Linked DNA regions of Homo sapiens: region 1 is linked to region 2. A link is a loop called in an ENCODE intact Hi-C map of the cell type or tissue named here. Cell type or tissue: heart right ventricle. All regions are shown on one strand. Links, peaks and the distances in the headings refer to the core of each region. The heading gives the core; the rest is flanking DNA. Region 1 overlaps SPIRE1 (spire type actin nucleation factor 1). Region 2 overlaps SPIRE1 (spire type actin nucleation factor 1).

The links. A loop is a pair of places that touch in the nucleus more often than their neighbours do. Peaks named below come from ENCODE experiments on the same cell type or tissue, not always from the same donor. Only the 100,000 strongest peaks of a DNase experiment are listed, where the experiment ranks them.
Region 1: it touches region 2 in a loop (2.0-fold over the local background); 3 of 110 quality-filtered maps call a loop at or near these places.

Annotation. Positions count from the first base shown.
Region 1 is chr18:12,490,907-12,499,245 of GRCh38, reverse strand. It overlaps SPIRE1 (spire type actin nucleation factor 1), which reads left to right. Exons shown (of 17, transcript NM_001128626.2): 7 at 3,144-3,230; 8 at 6,045-6,174. Among named protein-coding and RNA genes, the nearest start is that of PRELID3A, 87 kb to the right of the region's middle. RefSeq lists a silencer at 4,608-4,807. In heart right ventricle, for the core only: no CTCF peak of the experiment used is centred there; no DNase peak of the experiment used is centred there.
Region 2 is chr18:12,446,410-12,454,748 of GRCh38, reverse strand. SPIRE1 (spire type actin nucleation factor 1) reads left to right here. Exons shown (of 17, transcript NM_001128626.2): 13 at 266-403; 14 at 1,611-1,681; 15 at 2,237-2,264; 16 at 2,358-2,494; 17 at 4,853-8,237. The coding sequence ends at 5,111. LOC105371998 (a long non-coding RNA gene) reads right to left here. Exons shown (of 6, transcript NR_136514.1): 6 at 6,951-7,205. It also overlaps the pseudogene HMGB3P28. Among named protein-coding and RNA genes, the nearest start is that of PRELID3A, 43 kb to the right of the region's middle. In heart right ventricle, for the core only: no CTCF peak of the experiment used is centred there; a DNase peak (open chromatin) is centred at 5,118.

The sequences.
Region 1 (8,339 bases), core at 63-8,062, 45 kb before region 2:
TGATATTGGGACAACTAGGTATCAACATGCAAAGAAGGATGTTTGGCCCTAACCTCACACTTCTTGAAATTTCATTAGGGGACCAATATCAGTCACTAAACTATAACTTGGTTTTGTAGATTATTAGCTGTGGTCTTATGTCATCATTAATGGTTCTGTTTTATTTAAGATAAAAATAAAAGGCCAGACACAGTGGCTCATGCCTGCAATCCAACCCTTTGTGGGAGGCCAAGGCAGGAAGATTGCTTGAGCCCAGGAGTTTGAGAGTAGCCTGGGCAACTTAGTGAGACCCCATCTCCATAAAAATAAATAAATAAATAAATGGGCAGGGTGCAGTTGGGATTACACCTGTAATCCCAACACTGGAAGGCCAAGTGCTAGGATCGCTTGAGTCTGAACATTCAAGACCAGCCTAGGCAACATAGACCCCCAATTCTACAAAAAATTAAAAACTAGCTGGGGATGGTGGTTCACACCTGTAGTCCCAGCTACTCAGGAGGCTGAGGTGGAGGGATCGCTTGAGCCTGGGAGGTCAAGACGGCAGTGAGCTGTGATCACGCCACTGCACTCCAACCTGGGTCATAGAACAAGCCCGTGTCGCAAAAAAAGAAAATTATTTCAGAAACAAGATTGAGTACAGGGTAGACGTTTTAAATTTTTCAGAGGAGATCATTTTATGTGTTAGAAGTTTTTTGTTGGGCCGGGCGCCCAGACTCACACCTGAAATCCCAGCACTTTAGGAGGCCGAGGTGGACGGATCACCTGAGGTCAGGAGTTCAAGACCAGCCTGGCCAACATGGTGAAACCCCATCTCTACTAAGTAAAATACAAAAAAGTTTTTTGCTTGTTTAAGGCATTGTTGCTCAAAAATAATACCAAATTTCTATAACTGATCTTATTTATTTAAGCATCTACTATTTGTGTTCATCCAGGAATCATTTCTCATTTTGCTTCAGAGAGCTTGTTTACTTACAGGAAAATAATTTAACTGACCCAGCAGCAAAATGGTTTTCACACAACCACTTATCCTTATACAGGTTTAGCGTCACAAACCTGGACATCTGAAGTGCTCCAGCAAACTTTTTGAGGGCCAGTATGATACTCAAAAGACATTCTCATTGGAACATTTCAGATTTTTTGATAAGTATAATGTAAATATTGAAAAATCTGAAACACTCTAGTCCCAAGCATTTGGATAAGGGAGCTTCCTCCACCCGTACTGACTTAGGTCCATAATGGCCTGCTGCCTCCCTCAGGAGCATTGTCCCACATCTGTAATTGGGACCCAGGATACAGCTTCTGACTACTGAGGAGACTACAGTTAATGTGCTTGTTTTGGGAATGGAACGTATAGGGTTGGCCTCAGTTAATCCATTCTCATTCCTGCTCTTAGGATACAAAGAAAGCATGTGAAAATTAGCCAGAAAGATACATGTTATTCAGTAGTAGACTAGTGAGTAATAGAAAAGTCTGATTAAACTGTTTTATGAAATAAGGTTTTTTTTAATCTACATAATATGAAATCCACAAGTAGTGGGTGGTGCCAGGTTAGGCCACTGGTTCTGCTTCTCGATCACCCTCCTTAAACTAGCAGTCATATGCCTGGCTTGGCTCAAGCAGCAGCAGTTATTCCTGAAGCTTGCTCTGGGCCATCCTGCCCTCATTCAGGACTGGGGGAGAGGGAGGACTAGCATAGGGAGGAAGAGGAGAGTGGATGTTGAGTAGGCCCCAGCAGGCTTGCCACACACTCTGAACTCAATATGTGGTCACGTCTGGGGAAGGGACAGGGCATAGGAGTGGCCATTGAGGTTCTATTTTGTCAAACAAGACCAGGAAACAAACAGGACAAACTGGTCATGACTGTGCCTTCTAAGTGGTCAGAATGGGAATTTAAGTTGTTGCTTCTTGTGGTTTTCTGGGTTTAAAAAAAAAATTTCTAAAAAAAATTGTTTTTAACACATTGCATTAAAAAGAGAGGACATTAGAGTAGAATCAGAGACAGACTGGTCCTCCACAATAGCTCTTCTACTTAAAAGTTTTGTGGATGGAGGCAGATATCCTCTGCTCTGTGCTTTAGTTTTATTTACAAAATGTGAATCTTATCCCTGGTTTTTTTCTATTACCTAGGTTTTTGTGGGGTTTTTTTGTTGTTGTTTGTTTTGTTGTTGTTGTTGTTTTGCGACAGAGTCTTGCTCTGTTGCCTAGGCTGGAGTGCAGTAGCGTGATCTCGGCTCACTGCAACCTCCTCCTCCTAGGTTCAAGCGAGTCTCCTGCCTCAGCTTCCCAAGTAGCTGGAATTACAGGCGCCTGCTGCCATGCCTGGCTAATTTTTGTATTTTTGTATTTTTATTTTTATTTATTTATTTTTCTTTTTTTTGAGACGGAGTCTTGCTTTGTCACCCAGACTGGAGTGCAGTGATGTGATCTCAGCTCACTGCAAGCTCCGCCTCCTGGGTTCATGCCATTCTCCTGCCTCAGCCTCCTGAGTAGCTGGGACTACAGGTGCCCGCCACCACGCCCGGCTAATTTTTTGTATTTTTAGTAGAGACAGGGTTTCACCGTGTTAGCCAAGATGGTCTCGATCTCCTGACCTTGTGATCAGCCCGTCTCGGCCTCCCGAAGTGCTGGGATTACAGACGTGAGCCACCACACCCAGCCTAATTTTTGTATTTTTAGTAGAGACAGGGTTTCACCATGTTGGCCAGGCTGGTCTCTAACTCCCTACCTCAGGGGTTCCGCCTGCCTCGGCCTCCCAAAGTGCTGGGATTACATGCGTGAGCCACTGCTCCCGGCCTACCTAGGTTTTTTTTACAAGGAGGAAAATAAGAGGTAAAAAGTTTTTTAAATCATAAAATACTGAATAAGTTCAAGTATTATTTATTCCATTTACATTCATAATTTTAGAAACTTTTTGTTGAAATTTCACAAAGTGATAGAATTAAAGTAAACTTGGATTTTCTTCAATTTCACAGTCTTTCCTCTGAATCACTCAGCCATTTACTCCCCACTTTATTGATTTGAAATGTATCCTTGGTAATTACACTTCACTAATTTTATGGCATATTTGAGATAACAGCTATACCCAGAAATTCATGATAGTCTTATATAGTCACATGAATCTTCTGCTTTTTGTCTCCTTTTAGGTGAATGGTGATATTCCCCCTCGGTTAAAAAAGAGTGCTCATGAAATCATCCTCGACTTCATCAGATCCAGACCTCCTTTAAATCCAGTATGTAATTCGACATAGTTCTCTAGATTGGAGATATCATAATGAATTATTCTACTCTAGGGTGTCATCTCTAGAACTCAGCTTTCCTAGGTGGTTTTTCCTCTGAGCTTTTTACTCTGAAGATGAAGCCCAGCTGTAAATTATATTTTTTGTTTTTAAGACAGAGTTTCACTGTGTCACCCAGGCTGGAGTGACCCCTGGGACTCAAGTGATCCTCCCACCTCAGCCTCCCAAGTAGCTGGGACCACAGGTGTGCACCACCATGCCCAGGCTAACTTTTTAAATTTTTTGTGGAGATGTGGTTTTGCCATGTTGCCCACGCTGGTCTCAAACTCCTGGCCTCAAGCAGTCCTCCCACTTCAGCCTCCTGAAGTGTTGGGATTACAGACATGAGCCACTACAGCTGGCCTTGTAAATTATATTCTTAAGTCACTGAAAAATCTTAAAATTATTTAATACAAGGCTGTCTTAGGATACTTTTACTCAAAACAACCTGGGTCATGGTGCAAAATCTGGTCATATACCTCCTAGATAACAGCTAAATATATTACTGGATAGTCCTGTTATGGATTGTCCTTCCAGTTTACTATAGGATGCAACCTACCCCTCCTTGATTAAATTGTCATATTGACATATTTTATAATAAATCCACCTGCTGTACATCCATTTCTATGTTAATTATCATGTTCCTCTGTTAACAGAGTTCTTTCTAGCAACCATAGACTCAGAATATTCTAATCTGTTGGAACATTGGTTTGTGTTTCTTCTGTTCCTTATTTCTTTTTTACCCGGCTCAATAGCCAGTGCTCACCAAAGCCTCTCAAAACAGTGTACATAAAGTAACTAGAAAGTGAATAGTATTTCTCAGTTTGTATACAACTAAAGCATAATTAATGATCCTTTTTATAAATCTTTTTTAAAGAAGGCAAAGAGGGCTACCTAGGAGGGTTTTTTTTTTTTTTTTTTGAGACAGAGTCTCACTTTGTCGCCCAGGCTGGAGTGCGGTGATGCAATCTCGGCTCACTGCAAGCTCCGCCTCCTGGGTTCACGCCATTCTCCTGCCTCAGCCTCCCGAGTAGCTGGGACTACAGGCACCTGCCACCACGCCTGGCTAATTTTTTTGTATTTTCAGTAGAGATGGGTTTGTTTTTTTTTGTATTTTTTTTTTTTTTTTTTTGAGATGGAGTCTCACTCTGTCGCCCAGGCTGGAGTGCAGTGGCGCGATCTCGGCTCACTGCAAGCTCCACCTCCCGGGTTCACACCATTCTCCTGCCTCAGCCTACCAAGTAGCTGGGACTACAGGCGCCTGCCACCATGCCCGGCTAATTTTTTTTGTATTTTTTTTTTTTTAGTAGAGACGGGGTTTCACCGTGTTAGCCAGGATGATCTTGATTTCCTGACCTCGTGATCCGCCCACCTCGGCCTCCCAAAGTGCTGGGATTACAGGCGTGAGCCACCGTGCCCGGCCGAGGTTTTTTCTCTGAGCTTTTTACTCTGAAGATGAAGCCCAGCTGTAAATTATATTATTTTTGTTTCTGAGACACAGTCTCACTGTGTCTCCCAGGCCAGAGTGGTCATGGTAGGATGGTAGGTCATGGTAGAACAGAAGGAGCATGGACCATGTGAACCTGGACTTGAACACTGGCTCCACAATTTAGCAGCCACGTATCTCTGAGGGAGCTAATCAGCCTCCCAGAGCCTTTATTTCCTCAATTATAAAATGAAGATAATAACAATCTAAGAAGGTTATGGGTGGTTACTAAAAAATGTTAGTTTTAAAAACAGTAGAGCGGGGTGTTCACAGCACTTGGGAGGTGGCTCACACCTGTAATCCCCACACTTTGGAAGGCCAGGATGGGAAGATTGCTTGGGCCCGGGAATTCAAAACCAGCCTGGGCAACATAGAGAGACCCTCTCTCTACAAAGAAATTAAAGAAAAAAAAATTAGCCGTGTGCAGTGGCATACACTTGTTGTCCCAGCTACTCAGGAGGCTGAGGTAGACGGATCACTTCAGCACAGGAGGTCAAGACCACAGTGAGCCATGATCGTGCCACTGCACTCCAGCCTGGGTGACAGAGCAAGACCCTGTCTCAAAAACAAAAAACAAAACAAAACAAAAACACAAAAAAAAGAACAGTAGTAATAACCTGCATTGCAACTGATTACCTATCACGCTAGCATATAGGGAACATAATTATAACTGCTTAAAATTAGTTGAGCAAGCCAGGCTCAGTGGCATGCGCCTGGAATCCCAACCACTTGGGAGGCTCAGGCAGAAGGACCCCTTGAGCTTAGACATTCAAAGTGTAGCCAGGTGCAGCGGCTCATGCCTGTAATCCCAGCACTTTGGGAGACTGAGGAGGGTGGATCACTTGAGATCAGGAGATCGAGACCAGCCTGACCAACTTGGTGAAACCCCATCTCTACTAAAAATACAAAAATTAGCCAGGCATGTTGGCACACGCCTGTAATCCCAGCTACTCGGGAGGCTGAGGCACGAGAATCGCTTGAACCCGGGAGGCAGAGGTTGCAGTGAGCTGAGATTGCACCACTGCACTCCAGCCTGGGCAACAGAGTGAGACCCCTCCTGTAAGCAATAAAATACAATTTGAGAATGTATAACCAAATCACTCTGATATCCAGTAATCTCCCTATTGCTTTAGGAACCTTAATATTTAATGACTTGAAAGTAATCTTTTATCAAGCAGTGTTCCAGTCAATGAAATGTAATTTATAATACTGTACTGTATGACTAGACTTCAGTAAAAATTACTTAATTACTGAAGTCTTTAGCCATTTTTCTTACTTTCAAGGTCTCAGCCAGAAAACTGAAACCAACTCCACCACGGCCACGGAGCCTCCATGAAAGAATATTAGAAGAAATTAAAGCAGAAAGAAAGCTGCGGCCTGTATCACCAGAGGAGATTAGACGTAGCAGATTAGGTGAGTCCACTGCTTCCTGTACTCAGTCTAGAGTCATCCCCTGGGAAAAGGATCTTTATACACCCAGCCCCATGAAAGTAAAGAGTTCTCATTCCTTGTTCATTTCTCTGTATCTCACTCACTTGTTCTCCCTCTCACTCTCTCGTATACATACCCCCTCTCACTCTCTCATATACATACCCCCTCACACTTACTTGAAATTTATAGGGTGGGAAATCCTTCCGCCTATCTAATACTGAACTATATGAGAACATCGTGCCGTAATTGAAAGAGCTCTGCCAGTCTCTAGGCTGAGGTTTTAGGAAAGTCTCTTTACCTCTCTGAGCATCATTTTCTTCATTGGCAGAAGGGGGATAAAAGTTCCTCTTAACCTACATTATGAGTTTTATGTAAGAATTAAATAGGATTATGGTAAAAAAATACTTTATAAATTGTATTGCATATACAAAGATAACGTATTATATTTTAAAAATATAGATGATAGATGTACAGTTTTACCTTATGTTTGTTTATTATGGGTTTAAAGATACCCGTAATATTATGTCATGAAAGCATGTTATTACCGGATATTACTTAACTTATTTCTAAACTTCCTTTACAGTTATTATTTTTTATTTTTTAGTGTATACTACAAGCACATATTGATTTTGATTTATAGGAAGGCCATATTATAAGATGTCTGTAAACATTTTTATTTATACGACTGTCTTTCAGTTTGTAAGACTAAAAATGCCCAAAGAATCCAGAGAAACTGCCTTTACGAAAACGGTCTATAGTGGTACCTTAACAGGAAAGGATCTGGTTTTGTGACCCCCACTCTGCTAGTTTTCTCCTCTGATCTCTTCTTCTGCCTTTTTCAGACTCTTGGACTTCAAAGTTTCTATCCTGGCTTCTGTTCTCCCTAAGCAACCATACCCTCTTCCATGGTTTTTGTTTCTGACTACCTTCCAGCTCACAGTCTACATTGCAGATCTGTAAAAATGCAGACTCATACGTCCAGCTGTCTGCTAGATAGAGCCTTATCATATCCTACAAGCAAGACAAACCCAATATTTCCACAAGTGAACTCATCCTGTCTCTCCCCAAACCATTGCATTTTGTTTTCCCAATGTAGAAACCTTAACATAATCTTTGACTCTTACCCGATGGCCAACCCCTGTTGATTTTACTTCCTCTGGATCTTTTTAATCTTCTACTCTTCTCAGCCCAGCAGCCACTATCCCAGCCGAGGCTGTCATCTGTCGCAGCAGCACTGATTGTCCTCCTGCTTCCAGTCTTGAATTCTTCCACCATTCCATATTGATTTTCCTTGTTTAATCCTGACCCTTCTGTTGTGTGACCTTCGTGATGACAGGGCCCATGTCTGTCTTGTTCGTTGTTGTGTCCCTAGTACAGCACTGGGCTGTACAGAGTACTCTCATGGGTTGAAATAATTAAATGTACTTTCTGGTGACAAAGCTTCAGAGTGGATCACTTGAGCCCAGGAGATCAAGGCTGTAGTGAGCTGTGATTGCACCACTCCACTCTAGCCTGGGTGAACCAAGATTCCATGGAAAGAAAGAAAGAAAAAAAAAAGATCAGTTGACTGTATATGTGTGGGTTCATTTCTGGACTCTTTGTTCTGTTCCACTGTTGTTTGCCAGTACCATGCTGTTTTTGTTATTGTAACTTTATAATATATTGTAAGATCAGAAAGTGTGATGTCTCTGGCTTTGTTATTCTTTCTCAAGATTGATTGGCTATTCATTGTCTTTTGTGGTTCCATAGGAATTTTAGGATTATCTTCTACTTCTGTAAAAAATACCATTAGGATTTTCTTGGGGATTCTATTGGATCTGTATATAGCTTTGGGTAGTATTCACATGTTAACAGTAAGTCTTTCAATTCATGAATATTATTCTTCCATTTGTTTCTGTCTCATAGTTTTTGTATATAAGTCTTTTACCTCCTTATTAAATTTACTCCTAGATATTTTATTCTTTTTGGTGCTGTTGTCAATGGGATTGTCTTTTTGTTGTTAGTGTATTGAAAAAAATTTTTATGGAGTTTTCTATCTGTAAGATCATGTCATCTGCAAACAGGGACACTTTTATTACTTTCTTTCCAATTGGATGCCTTTTATTTCTTTTTTTGCCTAACTGCTCTGGCTAGAACTACCAGTACTA
Region 2 (8,339 bases), core at 335-8,334:
AAAATACCTGAGCAAACGTGAGGAACTTTCATTTATTGGAAATTTCAGTAGATCACTTGGTCCCCACATGTTTTCTGCCATCTTTAGTCTTAGTGTAATTGGAAATGATGTGGTCCCCAGAGGGAGCCAGCTCTGCCCCAGTGGTCATTGGGAAACCTGTTCTCTTCTCTGAAGCTACTAATCAGGGGTCTGATCTGAAGGGAAATTTTGCACTTCCAGAACAGGGGGTAGGAATCTCTTATTCACGTGACATTTTGAATTTCAGGAGGAATTCTGCTACCCAGTGGAATGCCTCGCTCTTACTGTGGAAGAAGTGATGCATATTCGCCAGGTCCTGGTGAAGGCAGAGCTGGAAAAATACCAACAGTATAAAGACATCTACACCGCCTTGAAAAAAGGAAAGGTAGTGCTGTTTAAAGTTGATTGATCAGAAGAGTAGAAGGATGGCCAGTCCCATGCATAGTCTCCTGGGAGAGTTATCTGCTAGCCAGGTGGCACAGACTTTGAGGGGATTTGGGATGTGTGATGTTCATATCCTAGTAGACAGTACATGTGCTGTCTCGTTCACAAGAGGGGGCATTTTTGTTTCTGCCTTAGAAATCAAAACTGGAAGGTTTTCAAGCAACCATAACAAATATCGATATGTCTTCCTAAAACCATGCATGTGGCCAGGCATGGTGGCTCATGCTTGTAATCCCAGCACTTCGGGAAGCTGAGGCGGGCAGATCACGAGGTTGGGATATCAAGACCATCCTGGCCAACATGGTGAAACCCTGTCTCTACTAAAAATGCAAAAATTAGCTGGGCATGGTGGTGCGTGCCTGTAATCCCAGCTACTCGGGAGGCTGAGGTGGGAGAATCGCTTGAACCCAGGAGGTGGAGGTTGCAGTGAGCTGAGATTGCGCCACTGCACTCCAGCCTGGTGACATAGTGAGACTCCGTCTCAATAAAAAAGCCATGTGTGCATTTAGTCATTACACTTTTAAAGGATCTGTAAAGAAAATGTATCTGAGAAGGCCGGGTGCAGTGGCTCACGCCTGTAATCCCAGCACTTTGGGCGGCCTAGGCAGGCGGATCACAAGGTCAGGAGATCGAGACCATCCTGGCTAACACAGTGAAACCCCATCTCTACTAAAGATACCAAAAAATTAGCCAGGCCTGGTAGCAGGTGCCTGTAGTCCCAGCTACTCAGGAGGCTGAGGCAGGAGAATGGCGTGAACCCAGGAGGCGGAGCTTGCAGTGAGCCAAGATCATGCCATTGCACTCCAGCCTAGGCGAAACAGTGAGACTCCATCTCATAAAAAAAAAAAAAAAATGTATCTGAGAAACAGAGGAGGGTTTTTCAGAACCTTCTGCAGATTCCTTCCATGATGAGGAGACACTTAAGAGCTGTGGCCTTTTATTACCTTTTAAAATAGAATTATAATTAAATACAGAGCTACATTATCAGCATCACAGAGCCAGCTGTTATAAACAGGATTTCTGAATTGTCTTCCTCCTCTTGTCTGTTCAGCTTCCCCTATATATAGATGTAAAGCATATTCAAACATGGATATTAGGAAATTTGCTGTTGGCAATGTTTTTTTTCCTCTTAAATTTGTATTTTTTAGCTCTGCTTTTGTTGCCGAACCAGGAGGTTTTCCTTCTTCACTTGGTCTTATACCTGTCAGTTCTGTAAGAGGTAAGGTATTTTGTAATTGATGAAAAGATAAATTTAACAGTCGTAAGAGAAATACCAATTATCTTCCTTATTTCACCATCTTTCTAAACAGGAATAAAATTAGAAATGACTCACTCTGTTACGTTACCTTGTGCTATCCTTGTAGGTTAGGAATATTGATTTCTTAAGAGAGTGAGCCAAATATTTATTTGATATTGAACCTAGAAAATGTTTCTCTGTATGTTACTTCTTTTACATAACTAAGATCATTCTAATAATATGTCATGTTTGAACAGAAAAAAAATAAGATGTGATTATCATGTGATCCCTGGATAGACAAATAAGAAAATTCCAAACACATGTAAGTTGATCCTTTTATAGGAGACAGTGTAAGAGTTAAGTTCTGTAGATTATCTTTTTGGCAATTCAGTGTGTCAATTTGTTACATTCTAATAGAAGAAGGGAGAGTTATGCAGTTTATTGTGGAAACTTACAACTGTACTGCCATAGGCTTCTCTAACTCCCAGTTGCGTCCCCTGGTATCATGCCAAATAACATTTATGATTTTGTTTACAGGCCGGTGTGCTCACAGTGTTGCAAAAAGGTAAGCTAAGCTTGGTTCATTTATACTTGTGTTCCTTTTAGTGACTGCCTCTTTAACGGTACTGCTCATTGCCAGTTTTATTTGGGATAATAGATGCGGCTGCCCTCCAAACCATACTCCACTCTTCCTATCTTTTCATTGGGACCTTCTGCTCTGCAAAGAGGGGAAAGTAGTATGAGGTCAGAAAAACCCTCCACTGCCCATCATCGGCCACTTCGGAGCATTGCCAGGTGAGCAAGGGGCCTGGGTTGTCAAACCATCCTTTGCAGAAGAAGAGTTCTACTCTTGAGGACTGTGGTAGAGTGTTAGGGTTTTGGCTCGAGGGGTTTTTATTGGTTTGTTGGTTGGTTTTAATACAGTTTTACACACAAATCTCCAAAACTTCCCCAAAGGTAACTTTTCAAGGAATAATGGCTAGCTACTTGAAAGATACTTTCATCACAGAGTTTATATTTTTTTCTACTTTAGAAATAACTGTTTTACTGTGTCCTGTAAGAGTCATCTTTAAAACTGACCTTGTTTTCAATGGAGTTGAAAATTGGAATGTAACAGTCTCATCCTTTCCTCCTTGTCTAGTTTTGAAAGGAATCTGTTTAATCCTGTTTACAATGTTCTGCCATAGCTTTGACTGACTTTACTATTATTGTAAAGGCAGAAATAAAGCTTTATGCCAAGAGCTAATAATTTAAAAGAAAAAACATCACCTCAGTATCAGTCCCTTTGCATTTAGTGCAGGGTAAGTTTAGTGTTGGGCCTTAAGAAAGATGGAAGGAGGTAGGCCAGCTCAAGCCTCAAGCTGGCAGGGCCGAGAGGCTGGGCTTTGATCTACCAACCACATGTCCTGGCTCTGTGGACAGCGAGGCGAGGAAGCTGTGAGCCCAGCATGAACCTTGTGCCTGAAACGTCTGCCTCTGTGCTTGGGCTGCCTCCTCTGAGACCTCTGGGTGTGAATTTTCAGTGAGCTCAAGGCAGTGCACATAACAGCTGCTACAGTTTTCCATACTTAACTCTGAACATACTATAGACTACCCATTTATATCCTGTTTGGTTTAGTTAAAATAGTAAATAAGTAGATGATTCCTGGTTATCTCAGACATTCCTGGAAATATTTACTATGATGTTGGTCTGGTTATCTCCAGCTCCTTGGAATCCCAATAAATAATCGCACAAATACAGGGAATTGTTGGGGAGGGAGAAGCTTGTTTGATAAATACATAAATGATGAGAAAACTAGTCAAAATTTAGTTTTTAGGATGTGTCATGGGATTAAGATAAATTTACTTGAATTTCCCGTAGTCTGACCTGCCATCTACAGTTAGCTAATGTTCATTGGGAATCAGATGAATACCCTATTTTTCAAGAATTCTAGAAGGGTGGTTAAGAGTTTTTAGTATTATTTCTTTTTTTTTTTTCAAATGGACAGTCTCTTATTCATCCTCCTCCTCCTCCTCCTCCTCCCCTCCTTCTTCCTTTTCATCTTGTTCATCTTCATCTTCCTCTTCCACCTTTTTCTGGGCAACTTTAGCAGGACCCTTTTCTCCATCAAACTTTCCTTTCAACTTATAGTCAGAAACATCCTTCTCATACTTTTCCTTCAGCTTTGCCGCCTTAGTGGTGTAAGGCTGCTTTTCACTGTCATTTAAGTTATTCCGCATCTCACCCAGCTTTTTTGCCATGTCTCCAATAGAGATGCCAGGGTTTATGAATTTGATCTTGGGGTGGAATTCTGAACAGAGCAGGAAGAATCCAGACGGTGGCTTTTTCGGGGCATTAGGATCCTTCTTCTTGCCTCCCTTAGCTGGTCCATAATCCTTCATTTCCCAGTGGTAGTGTACTTTATCCACCTTTGCCATTTCATCAAATTTAGACTTCTCTTTCCCAGACATTGTCTTCCACCTCTCAGAGCACTTCTTGGAAAATTCTGCAAAATTGACAGAGACCGCTGGGCTCTTCTTCTTATGTTCTTCTCTGCACGTCTGCACAAAAAGGCATAAGCAGACATCTTGCCCTTTGGTTTCTTGGGGTCACCTTTAGCCATCCTGACTGTATTGTTCGATAGTCTGGGCAGTGCCTGTCTTAATAAGACATGTTTTCTGCTTTCTTTCCTTTTCTTTTTTTGTTTTTTGAGACAGAGTTTCGCTTTTGTCACCCTGGCTAGAGTGCAGTGGTGCCATCTCAGCTCACTGCAACCTTCACCTCCCGGGTTCAAGCGATTCTCCCGCCTCAGCCTCCAGAGAAGTGGGGATTACAGGGGCCCACCACCATGCCTGGCTATTTTTTTTTTTTTTTTTTAGTAGAGACTGGGTTTCGCCAAACTCCTGACCTCAGGTGATCTGCCTGCCTCAGCCTCCCAAAGTGCTGGGATTACAGGCGTGAGCCACCGCACTAGGCCTCCTACTTTCTTTTCTAAGTAATATTTTTTAGCCTTGTCACCAATAAGAAATTTTTTTAGAAGGACATATGATTAAATCACTCATCCATTCCATGATGTTTTGACAACAAATTTACTTTTTTTTATACATATTTTCTTAATATTGCAGCAGACCTATAAGTAACAATGCTGGGCTTCTGTTTTGTTTTCACCCCAGGTTCTCCTCAAAATCTAAGTCTATGGACAAATCAGATGAAGAACTCCAGTTTCCCAAAGAGTTGATGGAGGACTGGAGCACCATGGAGGTGTGTGTGGACTGCAAGAAGTTCATTTCGGAAATCATCAGTTCAAGCCGGCGCAGTCTGGTGTTGGCCAACAAAAGGGCCCGATTGAAAAGGAAAACGCAGTCTTTCTACATGTCCTCGCCAGGCCCCTCGGAGTACTGCCCTTCAGAGAGGACGATCAGTGAGATCTGAGCCTCGTGCCTTTCAGCTGCTTTTGTGCTACGAGTCAGCGTCCGTGCGCGAGGACACTGAGCCGGGCTGGCTCTCCTTTCTGTGGTTTTATTTAATGGGCTTGAATTTGCATTAGATCAGATTTTTGCCGCATCACATTGTTCCACAGACTGAATGCTGTGTTCGTATCGATTGATGAAACGTGACAGGTCCGCCAATTGCTCGTTTGCACTGAGAGAGGACAACAGTTTGAAACTTACTTTTGTGTGTGTGTGGCTTTGGAAGCCAGTAGCTACTTCCTTAGTTCAGTTCTTTACTGTTCCTCGAATAATCTCCTGACTAAGGCAAAAAAAAAAAGCTTCTCCTACGAGAATCAGTCTAACAGAGATGCCGATGTCAGCACAGCCCTAAGCAGTAAGTCATATTGGCATTTCCACGTGACTGTGTTTCTATCCCGTGTACAGAGAGATCCAGAGCCCTACACTCCACGACCTGGGGGCTCACAGCACAGAACCTAGAAGCACCTGCTGACACTCTTCAACTGATTTTTAAATGTTGTTGCTTGGAGATAAAAATTACATAAGGGACTTTTTGCCTGCATTCTAGTGCAAAACATCTGAAGAGCTGTACACCCACAAGGGTGACTATTTCCCCTGAGTGGCCGTGTTGTCCCAGTGCCCTGGTTCAGTGTCTCCTGAGTGGATGACAGGTCTTCATTCTCTATCTTGAATGTATTATGGTTACTAATAGTTTTATAATGGAGGTCTAAGAATTAAAGTTGTGTGGGAGTTTCAGGACAAAGGAAGGCTAAAAGTTTGTCAAGACGTTGAGCGTATTTTGGTTACCTATGAGAAGGGTTGTGACAGTGTACAGTGGCAGCTGTTGGCCACGCTGCAGAAATGAGCTGGAGCTCATGGGTTTTCAGCTACATTTTTCATAACTTTGTAGTACATCCATCTTGAGTAAATTAAGCCACAATTTGGTACCTAGGGTCTCAAACTAAAATTTATTTTTATAAATGAATTTTAAAAGAAAAAATATCTACTTCTTTTAAAGTTAGAAGAAAATTAACCTGCTGACAGGCAACATTTTTGGGGTGCTTTCTGCACTAGTTTTCCTTGTAAATGATTTGAGTGAGTAGGTTTGGTTTCTGACGAAAGTAGACTGGAGGGTAGCATTGTATGCCTCAAATGTCTCAGTGTGTTTGGCTCATACGTGGGCTATACTGTATTATTTTGGTATGCTTACAAATGACTAACCAATCAAATTGTCATTAATGTTTGGAAAATCTGTTAATGCACATGCACAATAATTTCCTGAAAGCCATAGGACATGTCTGTAGTCAGCACCACGATAGCACCGTTTCATGAAAGGCATGGCGGCTGCATTTCATACCACATCAAAATACAGTAACATTTCTATACTAAATTAACAGTAATACCTCAAAACTGCTCCGGTAGTAGTTTTTAATGGATTGAAATTTACAGTTTAGTAAAAGGCTTAAAATTACTTATACTTATGAAATAAACTTTACCAGTTGACTAAAATAATGCATGTTAACAGTTGGTCTGTATTTGCATGTAAAAGTGGGCCACCAGAGAACCCTTATTGATTACTTAAGTGTTTACATTATTTTAAAGACTCCTGTTTAAGAGCTTTCAGAATTGTACTGGGTGAATCTCATTTATAAAACTTCCTAAGAGACTATCTGAACTCTATACTCCAGACAGTTAGGTGGGAGTATAAATCTACCCCTTTTGATGACCCCAGGCTTGAGTTTTTAAAATGACTACCCAGAAGGGCACAAGGGGGAAGGAAATGGTATTTGTATATGTATATAAATATGCACCTAGGAGAATGTGCTTTTTAAAATAATGACTACTGTTTTTATTAAAACATAAGAAACTACACCCCCAAAATAAGACTTTCATTCACATTCACAAAGCAAACATCTAGTACATGTCTTTCACTTCACTTTATGATAGTGTATTGGATGATTTGGGCATTACGATCACCTCTTACCACAGCACAGAACATACATTCTTCAACAGCATTAACGGAGTTTGCCAAGTGCATTAAAGAGGTCACGTGGAGGGTACGTTCATATGAAACAATCTGCAGAAAGTGGGGTAAGAAAGGGCACATGGCACAGTTAAAGTTGTAGAAATCAAATTACTATCATTTTTTGTTGCCAAAACAAAGTCTTACATTTAACCCCCCTTTCTACCACCCCCCTCCACACTTCACGTCAGCTACATAGTTTCCACAGGGTAATTCACTAAGAGCTTGTGGAGCTTGGTTTTAAAATCCTTAGCCTGGTCTGACTTTAGGCATAGCTTCCAGTTCTTCCTTCCGTGTCCTGGTTTCTTGTTCAGTTTTACTTCTAATCCAACAACAAAAGAAATGTCTGGCTGGTCTCAGCTAGAGTCTGATGTGTCTTAGAGCATGTGTGCGTATCTGAACCATCATCCCTGCTCTCATCTCAGCTCCCTCCAGGCCTGAGCACCGGTTCCTTTTGTCCCATACGTCATGAAGTCACACTATTGGGAAACCTGTGCTTCCCTCTCCATGGCTTAACTCCCTGTCAGTGTCGGAGTGTATAAGAATGCTTGTAAATACTGTAATATATTTATTAATATTTGAAAGGCATTCATTCAGTGGACAGTGGGAATTAACTCTCCCAAGGCAAGTGAAAATGAATGATTGACGTACGTTGATTTAACAATCTTACTAGATTTTAATTCTTAAGGATTTCAAATGAAACCAGAAGGTGGTTATGTAAGAGGCTTAAAATGATCTTATGTTTAAAGAGATTCTGTTATTAGCACCATGAACTCGTACTATGAAATTTTTAAGCCTTTTATTTTTCTAACTATATTACTGTAGGACTGGATATTAGGTGTCATATAGGAAACACAAAAGTTTATTGCTGTTTGCTAAAGCAAAATAGCAGAAAATTTTGTATATGCAAAACTGTTGAAGGACCATAGAGAAATGTGTACTACTGACGGGGCTTTTACTAGGCTTCCTGCGTGTGTAAAAGTCGAGGTATTGCTGGCATTCAGGGTGACATGATGGTACTAAATGTTTTCCATTAAAGTCTTCTATTTTAAAATTTAGAGAAAAATAAAATGGCTTTCCATCAGACTTTCTGTGTTGAGTTGCTATCGTAAGACGGTGATGTCTTTTGGTAATTAGCTGTCAGAAATCACCTCAATTGGGAAGGCAGGGTACTTTTATAAGCAGCCT